2 separate regions of the Homo sapiens genome follow, and region 2 is linked to region 1. Evidence: read pairs that join two places in POLR2A ChIA-PET (ENCODE). Cell type or tissue: IMR-90. All regions are shown on one strand.

What was found. Peaks named below come from ENCODE experiments on the same cell type or tissue, not always from the same donor. Only the 100,000 strongest peaks of a DNase experiment are listed, where the experiment ranks them.
Region 2: POLR2A ChIA-PET joins it to region 1 with 8 read pairs; 3 of 35 experiments call an interaction of 5 or more read pairs at or near these places.

What each region holds. Positions count from the first base shown.
Region 1 is chr5:156,453,948-156,458,947 of GRCh38, forward strand. All of the region lies in intron 3 of SGCD (sarcoglycan delta), which reads left to right. Among named protein-coding and RNA genes, the nearest start is that of SGCD, 130 kb to the left of the region's middle. In IMR-90, no CTCF peak of the experiment used is centred here; no DNase peak of the experiment used is centred here.
Region 2 is chr5:156,372,648-156,377,647 of GRCh38, forward strand. The region is part of intron 3 of SGCD (sarcoglycan delta); the gene reads left to right. It overlaps LOC124901120 (a long non-coding RNA gene), which reads right to left and starts at 3,622. Exons shown (of 3, transcript XR_007059016.1): 1 at 3,481-3,622. In IMR-90, no CTCF peak of the experiment used is centred here; no DNase peak of the experiment used is centred here; H3K4me3 peaks cover 247 bases; H3K27ac peaks cover 254 bases.

The DNA of each region.
Region 1 (5,000 bases):
GCCAATGGTGATGGGAGAGAATGTATTGCAAAGGGTCATGAAGAATCTGTTGGAGTTAGAAGTGTTCTGTATCTTAGTTGTGGTGGGGCTTTCACAGGTCTGTACAACTGTCAAAACTCATTGCATTGCATACTTTTTTAAAAAAGTGTGCTTGATTATGTATAAGTCAGACCTCAAATTAATCTTTAAAGGAAGGATATCTGCATTGGAAAGGACTGCACTCAAAATGTTCTGTTTTGTTTCTCAACTCCAAGATATTTTATTTAGGTCCATTGTGTTACCAATCCAGTGGACAGAGAAAAAAGTCTGTATAAAACCTTGTTATATCAGTGAGGGTCCAATCATGAGATAGAAACCACACAATAAGTTAAAGAAGGAAAGTTTAGTAAAAATAGCTATTAAATTCTGATGAAAGAGTAACAAGAAGACATAAGGAAACTTTCCATAGTACCCCGGGGCTGTGAGAGATTACCCAAGGAAGGCTAAACTAGAAGGGAAACTTCTCCCCAAGATTTGGATTTATACTTTGTTGGAGACAATGTGGTGAATTCAGCTCATTGAATAGCAAAGAAGTTTGCTTGTTTGTACAGATAGGAGATGCTCTTCAGTCATTGGCCAAGCAGCAAGAAATCCTCTGGAGTACATACAGGATATAGGCAATTATCAACTGGTGGTGGGAGTATACAAAAGGAAGAGTTCATGGGGTGCAGGTGAGCCAGGCATGGTTCTACAGAGAGAGCATTGGCATGGTGGCAAGAGTGGTGATGATCCTGGCTGCAGGAGAGTTGAGTGTGGACTTGAAGATGGAATGAAGGCTCTGATTTGAGGTCAGGAGTGCTGGAGCTTGTGATGTGCCTGTCAAGAAAACTGCTTCTAGGTTATTGTCAGGCAAAGCAAAGGTTGTAATGTTGCTGAGGAACTGTGTGCTCTGGACATGTGGCTGGGTCAGAACTCCACTGGAAGTCCTCATACCTGCAATGCTGATACACTGTGCATCAGGAAAAGACGACAAGAAGAACCTCCCTTCTGCAATGTGCCTTCAGGAGAGAGTTCAACATCATCTTCCTTGTAAAGAAAGGACGCTTAAAGAAACTGACCATTATTTAAAAGCACAGCACATATTGAATGGTGACTCTGGAGTTGATAAGCAATAAATAGATACTTGGCATACTTTTTTTATTGTTAGGGTTGAATTATGTCCTGCATAAAGATATACCAAAGTCCTTAGGCAATTACAACAGCTTTACATGATAGGACTCATGGAGGAAAGCTGCCCTGCCCACACCATGGTTGGGGCATAGCCAGTGTATGGCAGTCTCTGAAGGCAGTTGCAGTCAAGGACGCAGGGTCCCTGGCTACTTGTGTTCCTACTCATGTCTGCATTCCTAGCACAGATGCCTTCATTCAGAGACCTCTTTAGCAGGGCCCTCCTGGGATAATATCTTCCCCAGGTACCTTTGCTGAGGGCTTCTTAATGGGAAAAGGGGAGAAATTTCAAAGACTTTTTTTTTTTTTCACTGTGGCTTAGTACTCAGTACTTTTCCACTCCTATTCCTACCCTCTCTCCTTCCCTTGGCCCCTGTGTCCATAACATGACAGGGGCATTTTTGGAGCCTCCTTCGGTAGGAAAGGTGATTCTCAAGCCTCTGCTGACCACCTGACCCTTGCCTGGAGCCTTGCATAGAGGAAGAATGAAACACTGGGGAACCAGCACTTTCTCCTGTCCAGCTTCTTGATAGGCTATTACAGTGATTGAAGGCTTGATTTTTATTTTAAAAAATGTATCAAAGTCCTAACTCCAGGTGGCTGAAATGTGACCTTTTTTGGAAATAGAATCTTTGCAGATATAATCAAGTTAAGATGAGATGGGCCCTAATCCAATATGACTGGTGTCATTATAAGAAAAATGCCACGTGAAGACAGAAACAAATGGGGAGAATGCTGCATGACAACAGAGGCAGAGATTAGACTGATGCAGCTATAGGCCGGGAATGCCAAGGATTGAGGACCATGGCCAGAAGCGAGGGAGAAGTCTCAGAGGGAGCATGGTCCTGCTGACACCTTGATTTCAGACCTCCAGTCCCCAAAACTGTGAAAGAATCCATTTCTGTTGTTTCGAGCTACCCAGTTTGTATTACTCTGCTATGACCATCTTAGAAAACTAGTGCAGTTTGGTACCAGGAAATAGGGGACTGCTGTAACAAATATCTAAAAATGGGGAGGTAGCTTTGGAATGGGATAACGGATGGAGGCTAGGAGAGTTTGTGGCACTTGATAGGAAAAGCCTCCTTGAATGTTGGTAGATGTGTACATGTTTAAGGCGATTCTGGTGAGGGCTCAGAAAGAGAGGAGAGCTGAAGAGACAGCATCTTTCCTCTTAGAGAATATGTGTATCATCATGAACAGATGTTACTAGAGATGTGAATAATAAAGGTGCTTCTGGCAAGGTCTTAAACCAAAACAAGGAGCGTGCTATTGGACACGAGTTAAGACCATCCTTGTTGTAAAGTGTCAGAGAATTTAGCTGAATTATGTTCTGCTGTTGGGAGGAAAGTAAAACTTGTAAGCTATGAAGGTGAAGAGATTTCTAAGAAAGAGTTTAGAAGTCTCAGCCTGGTGTCTCCTTGCTGCCTATAGCAAAGTGCAAAAGAACAGAGATAAATTGAGGAATGAATTGTTAAGCAAAAAAAATCTCTGGGATTACCAGAAGCTGGAAGAGCTGAGGAAAGTTTCTCTCCTCCAGGCTTTAGAGGGATTGTGGTTTTGTTGACGCCTTAATTTCTGACTTCTAGTCTCCACAACCATAAGATTATAAATTTCCATTGTTTTAAGGCCACAAGTTGTAGGTATTTTGTTACAGGAGCCTTAAGAATCTAATACACTTGGCAGGTTTCATTCATTCATTCAAGTTTTGAATTAAAACACATTTAGTAATTATAAATGGTTTGTGGGTTAGAATATAGACAAAATTTTATTTTTCTGTATTGTAGTAAAAAAATCACATTAAACCAAAAGTAACTTGGTCTCAGTGAACATGGCTTGATTGGAGCATTTGCCTAAGGAAATATTTTTAGTTTCTGAAGTTGTAGCATTCTTCAGTTATTTACATTTTACTAGAACAGAAACCAAAACCACATTTTTATGCTAACTTTCTTATTTGCTTTCCCATGTGTGAAAATCTTTGTTTATTGTACTCCATTCAGAAGCTGTATTTCTTCAAAATAGTAAGGGTTTCAGCAGAGACACCTTATTTTCTTTAAAAATACAAATATTTCTAAAATAGCATTTTTTAAAAACTTGCTTTCATTCTTCAAGTTGGTCACTCTTGCTATGCCTTTGATCCTCTAAAATAATTTCTGACATATATAAAAGGGCAACTTGACATTCGCTGATTGAATATGTAGTAGTTGTTCACAGGAATTTAAATTTCTTTTATAACCTTTACAACTTCCAAAAGTTAAATGCTTAAACCAGAGTCATTTCCATAAAAAGCACAAAACAGTAAGTATTTGACACATCCATTCAAAAATGTATCAAATATTCCATCCCTGAATGGTGGCTTTAGATATTTGGGGATATTTAGTGAAGCACCAAATTTATACTATTGTTTTGGCTCACATTCAGGAAAACATAGAAGCAAATAAAATTCTCTCCACTGTTATTTCTGCCTTTGCTTCAAGACCCCTGCCCAGTAATATCTGACCCTGGGGCAAACACAGTAATCTGAGAAGATATGAAAGCTGAATCCTTTCCCTATGCCGCTCATAGTAAGGACAGAAAAATGTAAATGTCTCTCATGCCCTACTTCACAGTTGGTTGGGAGACATGTGTTCTAGTCCCTGTTTGAGAGCTTGGGAATTCTGAGACTATTTAACTCCTCTAACTTGTTTTCTTATTTGGGATATGTGTATGCAAGTGATGGTGTCCAAGAGACCTGGAGTCCAGTCCAGGCCTTTCTATAACCTAGCTGAGTGACTTTGGGCGGTTTAGGACCTTTCCCAGCTATGCTATGTCTTCCAGAGCCACTGATGTGGGCCAACCCCTCCCCAGTCCCAGCCTACAAACCACACTGTGCCAACGCCCAAGTCTTTCTGTGGCAAACACAAGGAAAGGAAGAGCCTGTCAGAAGGTGCAGTGGCCATGGAAAGAGGAGCCCAGCAGCTCTGATCCCCACAGGTTCCCAGACCTGTGCTGAAGGAGAATCCTCATTCCCCAGCAGGCAGGCAGGCAGGCACACAGGCCAGACACACTTTCTCCCTCTCCGTCCCCATAAGGACAACTCTATGTACATGCCCCAAATACCAAGACAGGCATTTCAGTTAAATATTAGTCACTAAGAAAATGGGGTTTTGGAAATTCACTTTGTAACATGTTTATTCTTTTGCGTGACTGTAGGTTTTGGGGGATTACTTTTCTGATATGTTTGCTTTTACCAAAAAGGAAAACTTACTGTTGATGTGATCGATGTAGTAGACACCAATCTGAGGGTCAAACCCTGATTCCCATCCCCATGGCAGCTCATCCCCAACACAGTCAGCAAATGACAAGGGCTTCGTTAACCTACAACAAACCAGAATAGACACACCAGTGATTCTTTCCCTCAAACCGCATATGTCAAAATTCAGCACCTTGATTAACATCTCTAAACCTCAGATTTTTATTTGTAAAAATGAAAAAAATACAATATTCATGCAGATATTGTAAGAATTAAATGAGATAGTCTATGTTAAGGATAAACACAAGTTACCTTGTTAAGAGCTCACTCATGATCATCATCACCAACATCACGATCATCCACCTGAAATACAGGGACTATGATGCTTGAATTTCAAGAGCATGATGAGAATCACATGGGAGAGCCTTTGTTAAGTGTTTAAACAAGTGACTAGAACATGGTGAGTCTTCAGTGGATTTTAATTTCTTCTTTTCCCTCAAAACTTGAAACTCTTTGAAAGATGCCAATTTTAACAGGGATTTTTTTAGAGGCTAAAGATAGGTTT
Region 2 (5,000 bases), 81 kb before region 1:
ATTTATTCAGAATACTTTGAGGAAACATGGGCTATTTTAGCTAGTTACCTTGGAACAGTGGACATAGCTTTGCCTCCTACAAATTAGACATTTTGAAGCTTTTAAAACTGCATTCAGCATTCCCTCAGCATACTGATTCCTTTCAGCTTGCTGCTACCCATTGGGTGCTAAAATTTTTTGTTCTAAATACATGTCTTTCAGGATCAAGGAGCTTTGAATATGGGTTTTGTATTTTCCTTTTATATTCTCTTCAGGTCTTTCTAGGTGACAATCATGTACTCCTTTGCCTTTGTGTTTCCACCCTGAGATGCCATAATGAAGATGGCATTTCTCTACATTTAAGGTGTAGAGAAATGTAGTGATTTGTGTCTTCTTTCATACCACCCCAGAGAGATGGAATGGCCATTCTTGATCATCAGAGGTATTTGGTGTTTAAATATGCCATTAAGAGTTGCTCATAATTTAGCTGTCCAGACATTAGAGTAGGTTTCATTTGTGCTCGTGTTAGCATTCATGTCTTTTAGATAATTTACAGAAGAGTGTAATTTTCTCTAAAAAGATATCTGTAAGGGGGAACACTTACCAATCCAATTACATTTTCGACTTCTTCTTTTTCTGTACTCTCCAATAATTTTGCTGGACTTTTCAAGAAAAACAGGATCTCATATTTTTGTATATGTCTTCAGTCAATGCTAATTTTAGTTTTAATGTTCCCTCTTTGGTATCTCCTATTGATTTGGTAAGCGTTACCTTTAATCACTTAAAAGTAAGTAATGCAATGAGACCGCCCAAGGCTAACCTATATTTGGAAAAATCGCTACATTTAAGAATTAATTTAACAACAGTCTATTACACATTTTACTTTGGAAATTCACCAGGATTCTTTCCTTCTCTGTGAAAGCATTTATTACCCAGAAGAAATTAGGCCTAATTTTAGAGAATGCCACTGTGAGCCAAACTGCCTTACATTTCCAGAAATCTCCATGACTCTGACTTTAATAATAATGTTTAAAATTCACAGAATTTCAGTGCTAAGAGAAAATGAACGGATAGCAATTGTAATTAGAATACTACCACCTAACTTAAGATATTTTGAAGCCATTTAAACAGTAAAATGAGGCACAGACCAAGGGCTGTTGCTAGCTCAGGCCAAGAGGGTGTGACATAGTGGCATGGATAATTTTGTTTGGGTTTGTATTATGTTTGGATCCACATCACCCAGTGGTCAGCATGGAGGGCTTGATATGGAAAGACCAACCAGACTGTGCTGTGTGGGTGACGAAATAGAAACAAAGACCTTAGATGCCTCTTTCATGTTACTTTGCTGAGAAGAAGAGTAGAGAAATGAAACAGCAGTTGAAGGGGCGGGAGTGGAGTCAACGGACATTTTATTTTATTTTTTCGTGATAAGCAGTAACTCGGATAAAAATGGTGCAGTTTGGAGAGAGATTAATAATGCTACAGAGAGGGAAACTTCAGAGCTAAGAAAATGTTCAAAATACAAAAAAAAAAAAAATGCATGGCAATATCCTTAGTGTTAAAATTGCTCATTTCACTCTCTAGCCTAAAATATATTTTTGATTTAAGGACTTTTCTTACCCAAAACCTGTGCCACAGAAAATACCTGTGAAACAAGCTCACTCATGCCTGGCTTGATCACAATAACTAGGGTTTTTAGATCTTCCAAGCTGTGGAGAAAGTAACACGTGACCAACTATAGCATAACGCAAAAGTAATCTGTGGAGTCATTACTGCCAGTCAGCTTCACATGGGAGCAAAACATTAATAGTTTTCTTGGTCATCAGCTATTGAGTTTTCAGTTGCTCTTCTCCAAGAGCAACAGAAACCTAGCAAATTGGGCATTTTATTTTTCAGCACTCAACCTATTCGTTGATGGAAGAAAAAAAATTGATTGATTTTTGCTAAAAAACAAAGCAAATTTGAAAGAAAAAGTCTCAATTGTTTCTTGGAGCAGAAGCTTCCTGCATGAATAAACAATACAAAGCAACCCTGTCTTTTTTTTTTTTTTTTTGAGACGGAGTCTTGCTCTGTTGCCCAGGCTGGAGTGCAGTGGTGCGATCTTGGCTCACTGCAAGCTCCGCCTCCCAGGTTCACGCCATTCTCCCAAAGCAACACTGTCTTTTTGCCCCTGACATGCTGACAGCATACCAACACTCCAGCCGTGGTGTGAGGCAGCCTGAGTCAAAGCTCGCAGTCTCGCTAGTGTCATTCAGCTCTGAGAATAGCAATTTTAAATAAACATTTGTGACATGTTCGAAATGAAACACAAGCAAAATGAATATCAAACCTACTTACTATAGAACATCACTCTTCACAGTCTTTTTTGTTTTGCGTGTGTGTGTAAAATTTCAGATTTACCAAAAAATTGCAAGAGTAGTAAAAGAAACTTTTGAAGATCCTTTTCCAAGATTCACCAGTTATTTACATTTCACTTCATTTGCTTATTCTCCCCACTCCTTCCCTTTCCTTCTCTCTGTCAACCTCTCTCTTTCCCTCTCCTTCCGATTTTTTCCGTCTGCTTCCCCATATGTGCTTTTTAAAAAACGATCTGAAGGTAATTTGCTTTTAAATACTTCAATGTGTATTTCCTAAGAACAGTAATGTTCTCTTACATAAGCATAGTACAATAATAAAATCTCAGGACACTTAAAATTGCTGTAATTCTATTATCTGATCCACAGTCCATTTTCAGATTTTGTCAGTTGCCCCAGTAATATCCTTCACAGCTTTTTTTTTTTTTTTTTTTTTTAAAGAGTACTTGTTGAAGCATTAATGGTGCTACCTATGGTCTTGTGGTCTGGCTCCTTATAAAGACAGTGGGAAAATGTGAGAGTGAGAAGGATGGTCACCCATGTGTAATATTAATCTCCAGACTATAGCTGTGCTGTGTGATCATTTCCAAAGTGTGCCCCATTAAATGATTGTTTCAAGAAATGCCGTGGAAAATAAAGATGTTTTGTTCAAAGCTGAGGAAAAGCTTAAACAATTCTTTCCCCATGCTCACTGCATTCACTCCTTGAAGATGTACAAGAGTGCATTGGCTTATAAAAGCATCTGAACGTTTATGTATTTATGCCATAAGGAGACTGTATTATTTTTTAACTCAAATTCTCTAAGTTAATTGACTATAGCGCATCCTACTGAAGCCCTCATCTACCTATACAGAGTTTATTTTGGAAACTCTGCTATATTTTTACAGTATTTATTTTGCTTTAAAATTTTCTCTTTTATTTATTTTTATTAAAATTGTGAGCTAGTCAACCTTTTAAAACATTGAAAATGACTGACATTTTATGACAAAAATGTAAGATCTACATTATTGATTTATCGTATATGTACAGTTATAGATAGAAGATCAGTGACTTCATATCAGTGCTTAACCGTGTGAGGCAAACACTAGATTCTGTAACAGGCAAATCTATGTCAGCAGTTTAACAAAATAGTTTGTTGCTCACTCACCTGGAAACAGTGGCTGCCTGGGATGAAAGCTCTGCTCAGTTACTCAAGAACCCAGTCTAAAGGAGGTTTTGCCATTTTTATTGCAATGGCTCCCCATATCATCTTGGGTGTTAACATCCACACAGCAAACATAGAGTGAGAGAACACAAAGAATTGTAGGGGAAATTTGTATGGGACTAGCCAGTGTCATTTACATGTACATCTGTTGACAAGATTTCACCCACAACGTCATGACTGATGGAAGAGGGGCTAGGAAGTGCTAACCCTGGTTGGGTAACTGCTTTAAGTAGCAGCTTCAAAATATGAAAGGTGAACATAAATTTTTGATGAACTAATCTCCAGAAGTCTATAATCATGCATATGTAATTTACAAGTTTAACTTTGATATTTTGTTAATCATATGTTATCTCACATTGACCCTAATGAGATTGGGAAGGCAAGATAAATATACCCATTTACAAATGGAGCAGCTGAATCTGACTTTTAGGTGATCAGAGTAGAATAAAATGGTTTATGTGCATCAGATTTTTTTTTATTGGTTACTAATCAAGTATCTTTGTGTTTTTCAAAAGTATTTTAGCCTTAATTATACTTTTTAGGAGAAAATTATACTTTTAGGAGAGGAAGTTTATTGAACTTGCCATAGTCTCCAAATTTACCAGGGAATTAACAAAAGTGGCCCAAGGTGCTCTCTATTAAAATAATTTAATACAAATAGAATTTTTAAAAGATATAATTTCCATTTGTTGACAGTGGTGAAAACAGGAAGTTTGTGTCTGTTGATTCTGGGGTTTCACTTTGAGTACCATGGCTAAGTAACAGATGAGAGCCAAAATTAATCATCAATAAAAAAAATGACTAAAAATATAAAGCATGCCTCTTCAACAGTTTTTCATAAGATATAAATATCTTGAAACCACTAAAATGAAAATAAAACATTACAGAGAAAAAAAAGTCATGTAAAATCCCAAACCTCTATTTTAAAAAATAAATCAGTGTTATGAGGATAATGAACTTAATACTTACTATTTAATTAAACTTTAAGCTAATTAGTCTAATTAATTCATCTGATAAGCATCTTAATATTGCCAGCATTAAGCTGAATCTTCTAGAATGTGGTTTTAAATTTGGAGGGAGTAATTTAATGATGCTTAATATTGGTTGTTTACACTGCAAAATAAATTTGATATGTTAATGGATGCCCAACTCCCATCGCATTATAAAATTTATGTTGATTCTCACTGCTTCTATCCTGCAGGCTAGCCTATTCAGTATTCTCACAACACACTATGTTTTCTTATTAGAGCAAATATCACAGCCAAAAAAGTAATGATTTGTTATAATTTATGTAATATATGCCTTTATTCTCTAAATAATGTTAAGCTCCATGAAAGCAAGAATTGTTTCTGTCTTGGTCACTGCTGAATTCAGAGAGCCTAGTGCACGACAGGCTTTCAGTAGACAATGGAGTACATGAATGGATGTCCTCACTGAAAATAAAGCCAGCAGTGCACTTAGAG